2 separate regions of the Homo sapiens genome follow, and region 2 is linked to region 1. Evidence: chromatin loops called from intact Hi-C (ENCODE). Cell type or tissue: mammary epithelial cell. All regions are shown on one strand. Links, peaks and the distances in the headings refer to the core of each region. The heading gives the core; the rest is flanking DNA. Region 1 has its middle 6.5 kb from the start of SMNDC1. Region 2 holds the start of MIR4680 (microRNA 4680).

Region 1 (9,219 bases), core at 840-8,839:
AAATTGTGGGAAGTTTCATTAAAGAAAATTAATAGATAACTGGTGGTCAATTGACCATGGAAGGAAAATCTTCATCTATAGATTTCATATAAATATTTTATAAGGAGATTTAGATATAGTAGTTATAAAAGATGTAACAATTTTGTATTTTGATTAAATATGTCTTAGGTTGAATTCATTAAATATTAACAGTATCAGAAGTGACTAATTCCATAAAACTAGGTATTTCACTTTATGAATGTGATGTGCACACAAACTAATTTGTCTAAATGACCTTATTATGTAAAAGAATATGACATATGTCCAGAAAAAACTTGCTAACAACTTTTTTTAATTCCTACTGTTGGTTAAATATCTTCATTTTTAAAAGTGTTTAAAACTACATTTAATAAATTCTGAAATTATTTTTTAAAGATAATAAATAAATGTATACAGTTAAAACATCTATCTCTTTATCTGTATTACATTTAAGTGTTACACCAATAAAAAATGTTCATGAGGTGATATCCTACATAAGGCAATGAGGTAAAGTAGGTTGGGAATAACTATTCTGGTAATTTTAGGTAAAATAAAAACAAATTTTAAATGTGGGGGGAAAAATAAACATAAGGAAGGAAATGGAGGCCCACTGAAATTAAGGTCTCTCTGCAGAAGGTCTCACAGCTAGTGAGAGGCAGAATCCATACTAGAACTACAGATTCCCATCCAGGGTGCTGTCTCACCTGCTCATTAAGAATGCTGACATGGGGCCGGGCGTGGTGGCTCATGGCTGTAATCTCAGCACTTCGGGAGGCTGAATTGGGTGAATTGTTTGAGCTCAGGAGTCCAAGTCCAGCATGGGCAACATGGCAAAACCCCATCTCCACCAAAAATACAAAAAATTAGCCAGGCACGATGGCACATACCTGTGGTCCCAGCTACTCGGGAGGCTGAGGTGGGAGGATTGCTTGAGCCCTGGAGATGGAGGTCGCACTGAGCCAAGATTGTGCCAATGCATTCCAGCCTGGGCAATAGAGTGAGACCTCATCTCAAAAAAAAAAAAAAAAAAAAAAGAGGTCTGGGCACGGTGGTTGATGCCTGTAATCCCAGCACTCTGGGGGGCCGAGGTGGGCGAATCACCTGCTGTCAGGGGTTCGAGACCAGCCTGACCAACATGGAGAAACCCCGTCTCTACTAAAAATACAAATTTAGCCGGGCATGGTGGTGCATGCCTGTAATCCCAGCACTCAGGAGGCTGAGGCAAGAGAATTGCTTGAACCCAGGAGGCAGAGGTTGCGGTAAACTGAGATTACACCATTGCACTCTAGCCTGGGCAACAAGAGCGAAACTCTGTCTCAGAAAAAAAAAAGAATGTTGACATATCTTCCTTTGATGGTAAAATAGTTTTGAGAGTGATGTGAAGAAAAAACTAATTAGTCAAAACAGAACATCAACACCCCAAAAAAGCCCATGACCATTAAATGTGGCACAGAAACTGTTAGAAACAGCTATTATATTCACATCCATTTGTTTGTCTTATGAGGATATAGGGAAATATGTTATCTTCATTTTTTTTCCAGATAAGATGCAAAGAACATGTTCAATACTTTCATAAGCCACAGGATCAATGGCCACATGTATCTATACATCATAGCTACTTTCTTGTCTCAGTTACATGAACATTGTTCTTCTACTGAAAGCCAGGTTAATTGGTTCTACTTAATGTTGCCTGTAGAGACATCATCAGACTTGGGCAGCCAGTAGCGCTGAAAATATAGACCAGAGCTATGTTGATTAAATTGCTCATAACCAAGCTGCTATTACAGCTCTCATTTTTCATATCTATATACTTACCAGCACAAATGAATGTAAAAATCACTTTCAATTGGCTGTAAAAAAACATGCTATCACTAGGATTAATCAGAAGTTCTTTCCATAATGAAAATGCCTAAAACATTCACTCCTTACTTTTTACTATAGTAATAAACTTATGAAGAAATTGATGTCATGTGTCCAAGTGTCAGAGAAGTATTATAACACCAATTACAAGAAATCTTTAGAATATTTGCCAAAGTCAAATATAGTGTTCACTGATACCAAAAATATACTTTCTCTGTGTTCTCAAGGAGATCAAATGTAGTCCAACTAAACAGTCACGTTATCAAGGAGGCTCATCTCGCCAGGTGTTGAAGATGCAAAGAACAGGATGTGACTACCCCCTACCCCTTGGATATAATGTCTCAAGGCTCCCAGTTCTAAACCCAGTAGTCCAGGGTTCTCTTAACAAATATAAAAAGACTAAGGGAGCAGAAAAGAGAAGCAAGGAGCTCTACTCCTGAAAGCTGGTAAGTTGTCACCAATGCCCATTAGAATTGGGTCTTTTGGTGGGGCGTGGTGGCTCACGCCCGTAATCCCAGCACTTTGAGAGGCTGAGGTCAGGAGTTTGAGACCAGCTTGGCCAACATGGCGAAACCCCATCTCTACTAAAAACACACAAAAAAATATTAGCCCGGCGTGGTGGCGGGTGCCTGTAGCCCCAGCTACTCGGGAAGCTGAGGCAGGAGAATCACTTGAACCCAGGAGGTGGAGGTTTGGAGATTGTAGTGAGTTGAGATCGGGCCACTGCACTCCAGCCTGGGTGACAGAGTGAGACTCTGTACCAAAAACAAACAAAACAAAACACAAACAAAAACAAACAAAAAACTGGGTCTTTAAAGGCATTCTTCCAGGCAGGGAAGTGGGGAAAGGCATGTGAGGTAAAGCAGACACTTGGAGCAAAGGCAAAAATGCATGAAAAGACAGGGCAGGTTTACATAAGGAGTGTGTGCCAGTGCTAAGGCTGTGACAGCATCCCCAATGGCCTTATATGCTGGGCTAACCAAGGATTTCAATGAGTAGGTGTGGGCTTGCTAAGATTGGTGTTTCCAGAAGATCAATCTGATAACCAAGAGTGGAGGATGCGTCTCAGGAAGGAATTCATTCTTAGGCTATTGCATTAGACAAAGTGAGAAATGATGGCAGTCTGGTTTGCAACACAGGGGATAGAGGAAAGAGAATACATCCAAAAGACTTTCAGAGGGTCTTTAAAACTAGTTAAATGACCATAAGGGAGGAAAGTGATTTCTTCAGCTAAAACTAGAAAAAAAAATTAGGAAGAGCATCAGTGTCACAAAATACAATAAAAGCCAAGGTCAGGCAAAAATATCAATTTAAAATCTTCTTCCTAGCCAATCATACATTTACTACCTGCAAATAGGCTATTTTCAGAAAATATCATTTATTCTCCGTTTTCTTTCTCTTTTTATAAAACTCACTCTAATGGCTTTTTGATGAGATGGAGTAAATCATCACCAATTGTGCCAAAATATTTTGGAGTATTCTGCAACAGAGGAAATGCTTAATCTTTGTACCTGAGATGCTTCTGCATAAGCAAACTCTCCTACAGCATAAAATATATATATATCAGAAATCAATTTGAAACAAACATATCATCTGCAGGAAGTGCTGAGGCATTTCTCCATTAGTTTTAATCCAAGGAAAACAAGATGAGAAGGTGATGTTTCATGATCTCTAATATGGGTAGCTTTTGCAAGAGAGACAATGTCAGAGATACCAAAAATAGGGGTGATACTCAGAAAGTACGTCGTTTTCATCTGTGTAGCAGATGTTATGGTATGCTTCCCAGATTCCCTCTTTAGGACTGAGGTACTCATCTTCCTAGCAGTTGGGAGTGCTAGTAGCTGACAGCTCTTAGCTGAATTGCTCTTAGCCCCTTTCACAGGGATAGCCCCCATCTATTGGCTGGTCAATTGATGATGGGTGAACATAAAGCCCTGGCCCCTTGACTTAAGGGACAGGGGCATCTCAGTTACAGAAGGGCCATCCCAGTTCCAGAGCTTCTATGGGACTGATTAAGGTCCCTATTGCAAGCGCATAACAGTTCACCTTCTTCCTCTGTCCAGTCCTGCCCATCAGCCGTCACAGGTGATGTTCCCAAGGGCACTCTCCAAAACTTTACCTTTCGCACAGAACTTAGAGTCCTTTCCCCATGAAACCCAATGTACAAAGCCAACCAGGACCACCAGGAGCCTTTCATGAGCAATAATTACAGAGGATGAGAGTGTCACTACAAAAGTCCCTTGAACTCTTACAGGTCTTTAACAAAATGAGCCACACTTCCTACTTATGCTCTAAGACTAATAACACAGAGATGTAAACAGCATTACAAGTGGTCTATAAAGGGCTTTAGATATAGAAGAATTTATAAAGGAAGGAATCACAGGAAGGCCAAAGAAAAACATATATATTAGAACCAAAATGGAAGTTGAGCACAGAAAACTTGCTGTTCTTCATCATTTGGATACTGCGAGCCATAGTTTTTTGGGGGTGTTTGTTTTTCCCTAACTCCTCTCTCCCCACCACGCTACCTGGCAATATTCCTTCACTAAGGCTGGAGGAGGTGGGGGAGGGGGCGGAGAAATCAGACATTGAAAGATTCCTGTATCCTGACTGCCACCTAATGGAATCTTTGAGCATTAAGGTCTCCATTGTGTAGTTTTTTGGGGTTTTTCAACTGCTGACATATCAACAAAATGGCAAATGTGACCATGTCAAATTATGCCCACTAGTCTTCATGGGGCAAAACTCTGGGATTCATTTTGGTTTTTGGAAAAAGTCAAGTTAACTGCCTTATTTTTTCCTGTCTACATTTGGGAATGTACATCCCCTGCCACTCATGGTTGTTCAGTTTAAGCAAACTTCATTAAAAGATTGCTCTATTATCCACTGTGCAATACAAATAATGTGGACTATTTCACACCATTCCTCTTTTTTCTAAGATAAATGATCTGTAAGTGACATGAATATGGGGTGGGGAATATCCAGATAAGAAAGGTACTTTCAGGGGCTGTGATGCAAACGAATCCAATGAATTCCGAGTTTAAAAGACTGTCTTAAGACTGCTGCTGGAGCTGCTATACGAGAAAGTTAAACAGGGCCAAAAAATGAAAAAAAAATTCCTATCACAACATCAGAAGGCAAGACCCACTTGACTCTCCTGCATGTGGGGAAGTCAAAGTAATTCTTTCACATTAATCATGCTTTCCTTCCTGCCCTTCAAAGAGCTCCTGGTGACTGCTACAGCCTCCTGCCCACATCTTTCCTGCTAAACATTGACCCATCTGGCTTTCTATTGTCTTTTGTTTCTGACAATGCTTTTGTAATCTCCTGTATTACTTCTGAGCTTGTTAAGCTATTGCTAATGCCCAGAGTTCCCTGCAACTATCTTCTGCTCTTCCCCATCATCCCCAAACACACACGTACACACCTCCCAAAACTATTCTAAAAGGCGTTTTAGCCAGTCTATCTATACTTTTCATTTTGAAAAATTTGAAACAATCACTTCTATAGGACACTTCTATAGTCAGCATAGGACATTCTCCTAAGAAGCCATAAAATAGTTTTTACATCTAATAAAATTAGCAATAATTTAATATAATCTAATATTGAGTCCATATTTAAATTTTCCAGTGATCCCTAAATTTTTTTTACAGCTTTGTTTTTCAAAACCAAGATCAATCAAGATTTATCCATTGCACTTGTTACATCTGATTACCTCTTAATCTAGAACAGTTCCCACGCTTTTCAATGTCACTGACCTTTGGAAGAATTTAGGTGTTTTCTTATACAATGTCCCATATTCTGGATGTAATTCTTCCCTCATGCTCAATTTACTCATTCCTTTATGCCCCTATTTCTTGTATACTGGAAGTTGGGTCAATAAACTTGATTGTATTCAGGTTAAGCATTTTTGGCAACCCTCCTTCACAGGTAATGCTATTAGTGCTTCATGTTGCATCAAAACAACAGGCATATAAAATCAGGTTGTTCCACAATTAGCGGTGCTAAACTTGATCTCTGGGTTAAGTTGGTGACAGCTGAATTTCATCATAGTAAGGTATATTTCCCCTTTGTAATTATTGGATAGTCTGTGGGGATACTTTGTATGTAGGTGTGATACTTTGACATTATGCCAACATCCTCCTTTTCCCTACCTCCTTTCACCAGATGGTTTTTAGCTTCTCTTGATACTTGCCTGAATTATTGGGAATTGCAAACGGTGATTTTTCTGATTCCGTCATTTTATTTATATGAATTGGCTGGCATTCTTCTTTAAAGAGAAACTCCCTTCCCAAACTCTTTGAGTATCACTCTGGACTTAATAGATTTTTAAAATGTATTGAAGGCTTTGATGATCTATGAATTATTATTATTTTTAGTGGCCAAATTGACTCATATTTGGCTAGTGGAGCCCACTTGAGCTGGGCTCTGTGGGCTTTTAAGTTGACCTTATTCATTTTGGGGCACTTCCCTGATTTCTGGTAAGGTATTTCAGGCTTAACTTTCTTTTTTTGTACTTTATGCGCCTGAAACCGGAAATTAGCCATTTCTCTAAGAAACATTATTTCCTCTTAGTGGGGATTGGTATTTAGATATCAAGCTGTGGGCATTCTCTAGGGGGGTGACATTGCTTCTAAGAAATATACATATGAAAAATTCTAATTCAATTTAACATCAGAGGTTTTAACATCAGTTTTTCCCACTATAAGAGGAAAGAAGTACAAATATAAAAGAAGGTGGATCTTCTTTTAAAAATACAAAAAGGATATTTGTATTTCTTTCCTCTTAGAGTTTCTACTAATAAATTTCTTGTTTGTTTTATAGTAGGCCTGAGTTTCAAAATTACATTACCAATACCACTACTGGCAATAAATATGTGGTGTTTGAGGGCTTTTGCTTGTTTTTGTTCTTTTTGCTCTCAGAATATAAACCACTAAGAATGTATGGTTGGAGTACTATTAAGCACCACTTCTAAATAAGTAGTAAAGAACTGCCATTTCAAGGCCAGGCGCGGTGGCTCACACCTGTAATTCCAGCACTTTGGGAGGCCGAGGCCGGCGGATCAGAGGTCAAGAGTTTGAGACCAGCCTGGCCAGCATGGTGAAACCCTGTCTCTACTAAAAATACAAAACAAAATTAGCCGGGCATGGTGGCATACGCCTATAGTCCCAGCTACTTGGGAGGCTGAGGCAGGAGAATTGTTTGAACCTGGCAGGCAGAGGTTGCAGTGAGCCAAGATTGCGCCACTGCACTCCAGCCTAGGCGACAGAGCGAGACTCGTCTCAAAAAAAAAAAAAGAACTGCCATTTCTGGCCAGGCCCGGTGGCTCATGCCTGTAATCCTAGCACTTTGGGAGGCTGAGGGGGGGTGGATTACCTGAGGTCAGGAGTTCAAGACCAGCCTGGCCAACATGGTGAAACTCCGTCTCTACTAAAAGTATAAAAATTAGCCAGGCGTGGTGGCAAATGCCTGTAATCTGAGCTACTCAGGAGGCTGAGACAGGAGAATGGCTTGAACCCAGGAGGTGGAGGTTGTAGTAAGCCAAGATTGTGCCACTGCACTCCAGCCTGGGCGACAGAGAGAGACTCCATCTCAAAAAACAAACAAACAAACAAACAAACAAACAAACAAACAAAGCCTGACATTTCTTATCCTGTAAAGCCTTAGACTATAATCTTTTTCAACCTGAAGAAATTCTCGTTTTCCGTTTTTAGTGGCATATTTTTGTTTTTTAGTGGTACAGTCTTCTGTTCCTCAATGGTACGTGTAAAATACAGAATAATTGAAATGCACATCCTAAGGCTAGCAGTGCAATACAAATTTAAGCAAACAATTCAGGATTGCTATGACTGATGAACATCTGAAGACCTGCGCTGACCAACACCATTTTCAGGTTGTTTTCCATCAACTTTAAATGGATGATGCCACCTAAGCTTCATCCCAGGATATATGTGTTCCATGTACTGTATCCAAAAACACTCAATAAGCACAAAAAGGCAAGTAGCTTGTCCTGCAGCAAATTATGCAAAGATTCAAATCACTTATTAGGACTAAAGAAAGGAGCATAAAACAATTACTATGATTATGTACACAACTCTAATTCATCACCTTTGGCATTTGGTCAAGATAGAAAAAACGCGGCCAAATCTGGGGCTACTTTTAGTCAGGAAATGATACAATAAAAGCTGAGATAAAGAATGCAGTCTCTGCCCCAGGGAGGTGGCTCACCCTGTAATTCCAGCACTTTGGGAAGACAAGGTGGGCAGATCACTTGAGCCCAGGAGTTTGAGACCAACCTGGGCAACATAGCGAAACTCTGTCTCTAGCAAAAAACAAATAATACAAAAATTAGCCGGGCATGGTGGTGTATGCCTGTAGTCCCAGCTACTAGGGAGGCTGAGGCAGGAGGTTTGCTTGAGTCTGGGAGGCAGAGGTTGCAGCGAGCTGAGATTAAACCACTACACTCCAGCCTGGGCAACAGAGTAAGACCCAGTCTCAAAAAAAAAAAAAAAAAAAAAAAACCTATTTGACCAACATGTATTACTTTATTGCATATTCTTCTGCTTTACAGTGGGCTGGCACATTTCCAAAGAGCTATACTTAATTTTTTTTTTTTTAATTTAGGCCAGGCGCTGTGGCTCAAGCCTGTAATCTCAGCACTTTGGGAGGCTGAGGCGGGCGGACTGCCTGAGGTCAGGAGTTCGAGACCAGTCTGGCGAACATGGTGAAACCCCATTTCTACTAAAAATACAAAAAAATTAGCCAGGCGTGGTGGCGCACATCTGTAATCCCAGCTACTTGGGAGGCTGAGGCAAGGGAATTGCTTGAACCAGGGAGGTGGAGGTTGCAGTGAGCTGAGACTGCACCACTACACTTCAACCTGGGTGACAGAGGGAGAATCCATCTAAAAAAAAATTAATTTTTTAAAATTTGTGACAGGATCTCACTATGTTGCCCGAGCTGGAATGCAGCGGCTATTCACAGGCACAGTCAGTGTGTGCTGCAGCCTCAAACTTCTGGATGCCCTTCTCAGCCTTCCAAGTAGCTGGGTGCCATCATGCCATACTTTAATTTTCTTTAGTAGAAAGGAAATAGCTGTATATTCTGATGACAATTTGGAGCCTTTACATTTTATTTATTTACTGTCTTTCAATAAAATAAATATCACGTTTCAAAACTAAAGGTTTAAGATACTTTTTTTTAAATAAACATGATTAAGTTTGAATGCAAATGTTTTAAGAAAAATCAGACACTGAAAGTAAATTTTGACACTTCAAAGGAAATAGTAATTCAGAAAGCCTATTTGAAGTATTGCTCTTAGTTTTGTCTGCTCCAGTTTTG
Region 2 (9,219 bases), core at 1-8,000, 580 kb before region 1:
ACTGTCCTTGAAAGAAAGGAGTGGCAGTCAGACATCAATGCAAAACTTGGAATGATTAGATAATAAACATGGCACTTACAAAAGGTAGCTTATTAGAATATTCCACTTAAGAAGAGGTTACTTTTCTGTCCCTCCTTGCCCCCTCGAAAAACAAAAAAAAAAGAAAAAACATTTCCTTTAAAAATTCCCCTTAAATGTAGGTTTATAAAATGTCAGAAATGCCTTGTACCCAAAACAAGTGCTTAAAAAAAAAAAAAAAAAAAACTTGTGCTAACAACTCTTACAATTCAGATATATATTTTTATAACATCTAAGACTGCAAGAGTTCTTATATTCAGTAGCTCTCTGGTTTAAGACGACCTCCATCTCCTTCGCTTACAAAACGCTTTCTGCCCCTGTAATGAAGAAAAAAAAAGACATGAAAACAGATACAAATTCTGACTATAGTCAATATATAAAAAAATTAAAAACTTGGTATTTTTTCGTTACGTGTTAGCTTTTAAAGGGTTTTCCATTAAAAAAAAAAAGCATGCCTCTAATTCCTTTGGAAAAGACTCCCTACTATATATCTTAGCATAAAACATCAATATCAAATCTGAGTTTTTGTTTTAATAAGTTCACTATCCAAACAGAGTCACATTAAAAAAAGTTGACTCAAACTAAAACATTTTATTTAGAAATTTAAAATTATTTCTAATTAATTTCTAATTATTATTTGTAAGCTTAACAGTAAGCCAAATAGGAAACACTAACATAATTCAGAATTATGCAAACTGGAGCTGTGCAACCTATCAAAATATCCATGTTTGGCAATTTAAAAAAAAATGTTTTATCAACTGTAGAAAAGCCATAACTTGAATGTGGAAAAAAATCAGAATTACAGCCTATGCCCCATTTTGGGATTCGTGCTTTGTCAAACTCAAGAAGCCCTGCTCTATAATGTAACCACACTCTTACCTACATGTAGTGGCAATAGCCCAGAAGGAACAGCTGGCCAGTGGCCTAAAGCAGTAAGTGGGAAATAGAACTTAGGCAACATTAGCCCTTACTCTCTGACCCCAGGCCAATAGGCACAAGCATGCAAAACCACACACAAATGTGCACCTTACCCAAATAGGCTAAAAGATGAAGGACCCAAGTCAAAGCTGTATGGTATGTATACACAGAAAGTTTATTGCCTCATGTGACCCTTGAGAATAAAGCCACACAGAAACAATCAGACTTTCAAACAGAGGCTGAAAAACTTTCAAAAAGCCAATGCCAGGGTACTGGCCCCTTTTCATATTAAGTCTAAGTGGAAAACAGCTACATCATCTTGAACATAAAGGCTTCAGACTGTATGAGACCAAGGTAGGGAATGAAAAAGCAGTCAATAATAAGAAGGCCAAAGTTCAGAGTTTTTACTGATGTATATCACTTGGCACATCCATACATAAATCCTGCCATCACCAAGCTAACGTCTGTATTTCCAAACATTTCTAGTAAAGCTATTAAACTATCTTTCATCACTTTCTTTTCCCTCTCTTTTAATGGCTTCTAAAATTCTAAAGCAAAGGCCCCTACCAGGAAATATTTTTCTGACTTTTAATTCTTACAATGCACTTAAAAATATCAAAGCTTAAGAAATTTTCCAGATAAAAAATTATAAGAACTTAAGATTATATAAAACTGACCCACACAAGCAAAAAGTTTAGCTATTACTAAACATTTATATTATTACATTATAAGCTTCATTATTAGCTTTAACAACAACAAAAAAACTTACCAACTAGTAGCAAAAATATTAATAGCTCCAAGGAAAATCACCCACACACATACACTTTCCAGTGAGAACATCCTCCACACACCCCCCAACACACACACTTTCTAGTGAGAACATCCAATTAGCCCTAATTCTCCAACCTGTAAAGAAGTCAAGGAAGCCACATCCAGTACAGGTAAGAGCCTAGATCTTTGAAGCCAGAAAAGTCCTGAATTCATACTTGGCTTCTACCATGTACTAGCCATGTGACCTTAGAAAAAGTACATTATACCTCCCTAAGCCTCAATTTTCTCATCTTATCACTGATAATACCTACTCTAAACACTGAAACTACTTACAACAAAGGACCTGCTCCACAAGATTAGTTTCTTTCAAATAAACTAGGACTTCATGAGGCAGTCCTGTACAGATTTACAAGGGGGCTAAAACAAGCTTCGCCCTTCTTTCTCCATGAACTCACAAGAGTCACGTTCTTCAGTGACTTCAGGGAACGATAAACTAACTTAGCAGTTAACCTTCCCAAAGATCTCATCCACTATTTTACATTGAGAAAGTAGTATTTAAATAAAGTACCTTGAAGGACAAAGATCTCTGAGTTGTTTGGAAATTATTCCAGCCTGAAAACATTCTTCTACAAACCGCTCCAGCACAGAGTATGAATGTGGGACATCCAGATTAATGTCCGGAATTTCATTGTAAATTCTCTCATAACCCTACAACAATGAAATTACATGCAGAATTGTTAGCCCATATAAAATAAATGTCATAAAACACAATCCATCACTATGTCATCAATTTGTATTTAAGGCCAAATATTCAAATGGTTAAACTGAAGTCAGATTTGAATCGTGAGAAGCACAGAAAGTAGATTTGTTACAGTGTTTTACAACTGTTCTCTTTTATTAGAGTCAGGAAATAACAGACATTGGCAAGGTTGAGGAGAAAAGGGAAGGTTTATACGCTGTTGGTGGGAATGCAAATTAGTTCAGCCCCTGTAGAAAGTGGTTCGGAGATTTCTCAAAGAACTCAACATAGAATTACCGTTCAACCCGACAATCCCATTACTGGGTGTATACCCAAAGGAAAATAAATCATTCTACCAAAATGACACCTGCATTTGTATATTTATCGGGTACTATTCACAACAGCAAAGACATGGCATCAATCCAAGTGCCCATCAATGGTGGATTAGACAAAGAAAATGTGGTACATATACGCCCATGGAATGCTACATAGCCATAAAAAAGAACAAAATCATGTCCTTTGCAGCAACGTGGATGCAGCTGGAGGCCATTATCCTAAGAAAATTATCACAAACATAAAACCAAATAATGCATGGTCTCACTTGTAAGTGAGAGCTAAACATTGGGTACACACAGACATGAAGATGGGAACAATAAACATTGGGAATTTCAAAAGTGGGGAGGTAGGAAAGAGGACAAGAGTTGAAAAATTACCTATCAGGTACTATATTTACTACCTGAGGGACAGGATCATTAATTAGAAGCCCAAACCTCAGCATCACACAAAACACCCATCTAACAAACCTGTACATATACCCCTCTGATATCTAAAATTAAAAATATAAATAAAAAAATAAGTAAAACTGGTTACATAGCTAAAAAATTTTTTTTAAATACTGTTCTCTTAAAAGAGCTGTAAGCAGACATCAGACATTGGGCAAACTCCTTTCCCATCTACTTCTCTATTTACACTTACTACCTTTTTAAAAAAATACAAGGCAAACAAAAACCTCACAAACATTTAAAACAATAATCATAAAATTTTTAATAGGAAAAAAGTACTTTATAATTTGTTAAAAGTTAAAGGTTCATGTTTCTCTCTAGATATAAAATAGAAATTGTCACATCTTAGAAACCGAACCCTTGAGGTAGAATACATAATTACATTTGTTAAAGTAGGTAAAAAAAAAAAAAAAAACACTGCAGTGTTACTTTCCAAAAAATGGTTGCAAAAGGTTCAAACCTCAAACATTACCATTAAGAAAAAACAAAACATATAGGCATATTAACACTAAACATACCTAAAGAAAATTTCACTGACAATTCATAATCTGTATTCAATCATATATTTAAGACATAATCCTACAAGTTGTTCAAAAACAATGTTATACTTACTCTTTTCATTTGGTCTACAGTAATGGTAGAAGACTTCCAAAGGGACTTTAATAAATCCAAAATCATCTTAAATGTACTTTCTCCAGTTGACTCTAAAACCATTATAATAGCCTAAAAATTGAATCAATGAGTGAATTTTTGGTTAATTCATATATGAAACTGCTCCTAAAATGCACCTAGATGCCTTCTGTAATCGTAGAAATTTAATAACCACTTCCTCCTTTGATATTAAAAAAAGGATGTACATTATTTAAAAAGCATAAGTCGCTACAGTACAAAAAGGAACACTTAATAATTATCTTTGACATGGCAAGGTAATCTTACTTCATATACAAGCTCATGGTGAAAATGAGGTACTTCCAGTTCCTTAAGGCAATGTTCAGCTTCAGATATGTCTCCAGAGAGTAAATATTCTTTCAGCAGCATATCAATCTATTAGATTTAAAAGTTGAGATGTGTCAGAATTCCTAACTTTTAAAATATCGTGCTTGCCTACAGGATTATTTGCCCTCATTCCAATATAATGAAATAGTGGGTAACAAACAGCTAATAACATATACATTGGATGTGGTACTATTACAACAGAATTTTTCATAATTAAAAAATAAATCCCCAATTTTTAAATGGTTCATAATTATGATTCAAATGCAATGCTTCAGTGTGTCTGAATCACTGAGAACTACGAATAGGTTTATAATGCATGCGTCCTGGGTTGTGACCATAATGCTCTAGTGTGCCACTAAAAATAAGGGATTTTAAATACCACTAGAGGGCACTAACAAAGTTTCAACATAAAGTGGCACAAAATATTTCACTTCTATCAAGACGCTCTTAATAGTGCACTGAGAGCCAAAAAATGAGAGATGATAATGGGGCATTACTAGAGAGGGCAAAGATTTCCACATAGTTTCTCTTTTCTCTACAACTGAGAATTTGAAACTCATTATCTAAAATGTTCAATAATTCAGTTTCCAGCTGTAGCTAAAGAGACAAGTCTTGATTTTCCCGCTCAAACTTGAACATCTCAAAAAAGTGGGAGAACTTTTTCAGCACAAGAGTTTCAACTAGGAATATTTTTCCCTATATGTTATTTGTTAAAATCCCCTTTGTATTTGGTGGGCACATATCTAGTTGCCTGAATGTTGAATGTTGGCTGACTGAATTTAAAAAATCATATTTAAGTATCCTTCCAACTTCTATAAGATATTTTCATAAAAGGTAAAGTAAAATTTAATTGCTGTCATGCTTTAGGATATAATATTTACATGTAAGTAAATATGTATTTAAATATTTACATGTAAGTAAATATTTAAAGCATAGCATTTGAGTATTTTTACAATTACAAACTAATGCATAGTCATGCATCGTTTAACAGGGATACATTCTGAAAAGTGTGTTAGATGACTCTGTCATGGTGCAAACATCATAGAGTATACTCACAAAAACCTAGATGGTATAGCCTACTACACACCAGTGCTATATGGTATAGCCTATTGCTCCTAGGCTACAAATCTGTACAGCAGGTCACTATATTGAATAATATAGGCAATTGGAACACAATGGTATTTGTGTATCTAAACATAGAAAAGGTACAATAAAAAACAGTGTAAATGATTTTTAAAATGATACACCTGTATAGAGCACTCAATATGAATAGAGCTTTCAGGATGGAAGTTACTCTGGGTGATTCAATGAGTGAGTGGTTAGTGAATGTAAAGGCCTAAGACATTACCCATACACTGGCTATGCACTTTATAAACACTGTATACTTAGGCTACATTAAATTTATGAAAAAATAAAGTAACTGTGCTACAACATTACAACTGCCTCCATATCACTCAACGATAGGAATTTTTCAGCTCCGTTATAACCTTATGGGACCACCACCATCCCACACAGTCCATCACTGACCAAAACATCATAATGTGGCACGTGACTGTACTTGTTATTCAAATTATATTACTTACTTTTAACATTTGTTACATAACTTTAGAAGTATTAAAAATATCCCCCATCAAATTCCATGCACTTCTGAGAATGATAAATTACAAATACATTTATACATTTCTAAAAGTCTTCTTTGATCCAACCCTTCCATGTAAGCAAATATCCAAATAATGTCAACCTCAAACTCATATACTGGCAGTTTTATTTCCATTTTTATCTTGTCAATTTTCTTTATTGAGAGAGAATTCACACACCATAAAACAGCTTGTCCAGTTTCCAAAAATATTAATTTTGGAGAGTATTACCATCTTAACAATATTAAGTATCCTCATCCATAACCATGGGATATCATTCTATTTATTTAGGTCTTCCTTAATTTCTTTCAACCTGTTTTGCAGTTTTCAGTGTACAAGACTTGCATTTGTCTTGTTAAATTTATTCCTAAGTATTTTATTTTTGATGCTATCACAAATGCAATAATTGCATTTCAGATCATTCATTTCTACTGTATAGAGAATTGAATTTTGTGTACTGATCTTTTATCTTGCAACCTTTCTGAACTCATTTTTTAGTTAATAGTTTGGTTTCAGTTTTGGGGAGTTAAAAAATGTGGATTCATTCAAATTTTCTGTATACAGATCATGTTATCTGGGAATACAACTAGTTTTATCTCCTCCTTTCCAATCTGGATGCCTTTTATCTTTCCTGCCTAATTGCCCTGGCATCTTGACTATTTTTATACCTCAATTTTTCTAATAATTGTTTAATTTTTAAAAAACAGATACTGCAATCACGACATTACAAACACTGACTCATCTATTTTAACATATATAAAAGCAAAAACAGTCAAGGCTCTAACTACAATTTGAACTCCTTAACACTTAAGCTAGATACACATACACAAACACACACACACACCTCATTAAAAGACTTACTAAAAATCAAAATTGTAGTTACATGAAAAGATTATACTCAAAAATCAGAAGCACATGAACTACAAATCTTCTAGTTGCATGCCTTTTCTTAAAGAGATCTGCAGATAAGGAGTTTTTTCTGTTTTTTGGTTTCTTGTTATAGGACACCACATTGCAGCCAGAAAAAAAAAAAATCCATAGGGAATAAATCTGGCATTTTAATGCAATAAATCGCTTTTTTTTTTTTTTTTTTTTGAGACAGAGTCTTGCTCTGTCACCCATGCTGGAGTGCAGTGGTGTGATCTCAGCTCACTGCAACCTCCTCCTCCTGGGTTCAAGCAATACTGGTGCCTCAGCCTCCCGAGTAGCTGGGATTACAGGTGCGCACCACCATGCCTGGCTAATTATTATGTATTTTTAGTAGAAACGGGGTTTCACCATGTTGACCAGGCTGGTCTCAAACTCCTGGCCTCAAGCAATCCACCCGCCTCAGCCTCTCAAAGTGCTGGGATTACAATCAATTTTCTTTTAAAACATGCATATGGGTAGTGAATGTCCTCACAAAAATCTAACACTCTGATCTGCTCTAGTGCTCATAATTCATAACTCATTATTTAAGACTATCTAGTTTTAAATTGCTCATATAAAAGCGTATTTATTGAATAGCTAAAACACAGAAAATCTCATTTCAACAGCATTTGAAAATTATTAAATAATACTATAAGAAAAAGATTTCAGGCATTCCTTTGAAGTTCATAGATGGCTTGCTTATAATTATTCATGAAAGCCATTTTAACAGACTCATTTTTTAATCATATAATTTATAATAAAAGGTTATAAAGCCACATATTAAAAAAATTATTTCATTTTCCAATTGCAGCTGTAAGACCGAACTTAATTTTTGTCCATAAAAATACCAGCTAGTAGCCACAATTTATTTCACTCAGAGGAATACATATAAATTAAGTTAAAAACAATACCCAATCATTACCTCTTTAACAAGGTGATTGACAGATTGCTGCCCACCTCCAGAGCCCCACACACTATCTTTACGCTTTCCACCTTTAGACATACTCAGAAGCACGGTAGCCTTATCCAGAGCAGCTCTACAGAGAAAGAAAAAAATTTAAGTTTGATAGCTGGACATACCTAAAGTTTACTAAATTAGGGATAAAGCTGACAAAATCCTATATGCCCTAAATCTTTCACATAACATAAAAGCAAAATAAAATTCAAAACACTTTTTCAAAACAAAAAGGAGCAAAAAGAAGTTGATCCTCATGTTAATATTCTCATGCTCTATTTCATTTCTCATTCAAGAAAAATCAAAACACATTACAAAATAACTGATCTACACTGAGAAGAAACACTTCACATATAATTAACTTTCACCTAGATCCATGCCTTCCTACCCAGGGACACCATTCCACTATGATGTGAAGTAGCCCTAGAAAATTAAGTTAATATATAGACCTGAGGAAAACTAAGACATGGCTGAGTCCAAGTCTCCAAGAAGTTAAGAAAAATCAAATAGCATAACTCCCAAATATCACATTTAGTTATACCAAATATCATATTAATTATACTAAATCACAAGAGTGAAAAAGATACTTTCTGACTAAGATTTCTACAGTAGATAAATACAAAATAAAACTATAAATCAGGCCTCTCTTCTTAAGGTTATCCATCTTATTAGAATATTAAACTATTACACAATGCTAGAACCTGAAAACAGAACTTAAAGATCTGTCCAATGGTTTTGTTTCATAAATAAAGAAACTGAGGCCCAAAGAAGAGTGGCTTGACATGAAGGTAATTAATGATTTAGCTAAACTCCAGAACTTTTCCATTATAGTACTGTCCTCTTCCTGGTATATCATGCCAATAGTCTCTCCATTTTAACAGTGGAGAATATAGAGAAGTGACAAACAGATGTACAGAGTGTCTGATTAACACAAGTGTCATTTCAATAGGATCCTGTAGAATTTTCCCCTATTTTGAAATTCTAAGTAGGAAAAGTGATTTACTTACCTAGCCTGCACACAATCTACAGTTCCTTTGTAACTATCAATATAGGTATTACATAAAATTCCATCTCCAACAGCTCTAGCAATAAACTGGCCCACCAACTGTAAAAAGGAAAAAAAAAAGAGCTATAAAAAAAGTTAAATAACTTTTATAGGTCACAATTTCTAAATACATAAATGATGAAGATTAGCTGAAGTACACAGTCAGTACCTAAAAGATGCTGGAATTTTTTTTTAAAAAAAAACCTATGTAGTACCTGTTATGCCTGGCATACACTCCCACATCTTAACCTTCAAGTTAAGTGCCAGAGTGGGGGCCACATCTGTTTTGCTCACTAATGAATCCCTAACACCTTGCACACTGCCTGAATACATAGCATATGATCAAATTTTTTTTTTTTTTTTTTTTTTTTGAGACAGAGTCTCGCTCT

What was found. Hi-C counts contacts between places; a loop is a spot of excess contacts. Peaks named below come from ENCODE experiments on the same cell type or tissue, not always from the same donor. Only the 100,000 strongest peaks of a DNase experiment are listed, where the experiment ranks them.
Region 2: a loop joins it to region 1, with 9 times the contacts of the local background. A loop is called at or near these places in 10 of 110 quality-filtered maps.

Annotation. Positions count from the first base shown.
Region 1 is chr10:110,306,822-110,316,040 of GRCh38, reverse strand. No RefSeq gene overlaps it. Among named protein-coding and RNA genes, the nearest start is that of SMNDC1, 6.5 kb to the right of the region's middle. In mammary epithelial cell, for the core only: a CTCF peak has its summit at 4,488 (motif pointing left); no DNase peak of the experiment used is centred there.
Region 2 is chr10:110,889,204-110,898,422 of GRCh38, reverse strand. It overlaps PDCD4 (programmed cell death 4), which reads right to left. Exons shown (of 12, transcript NM_014456.5): 7 at 8,793-8,890; 8 at 7,753-7,867; 9 at 4,225-4,332; 10 at 3,901-4,011; 11 at 2,336-2,475; 12 at 1-395. The coding sequence ends at 335. MIR4680 (microRNA 4680) reads right to left here and starts at 333; the gene lies at 268-333. In mammary epithelial cell, for the core only: a CTCF peak has its summit at 4,633 (motif pointing right); no DNase peak of the experiment used is centred there.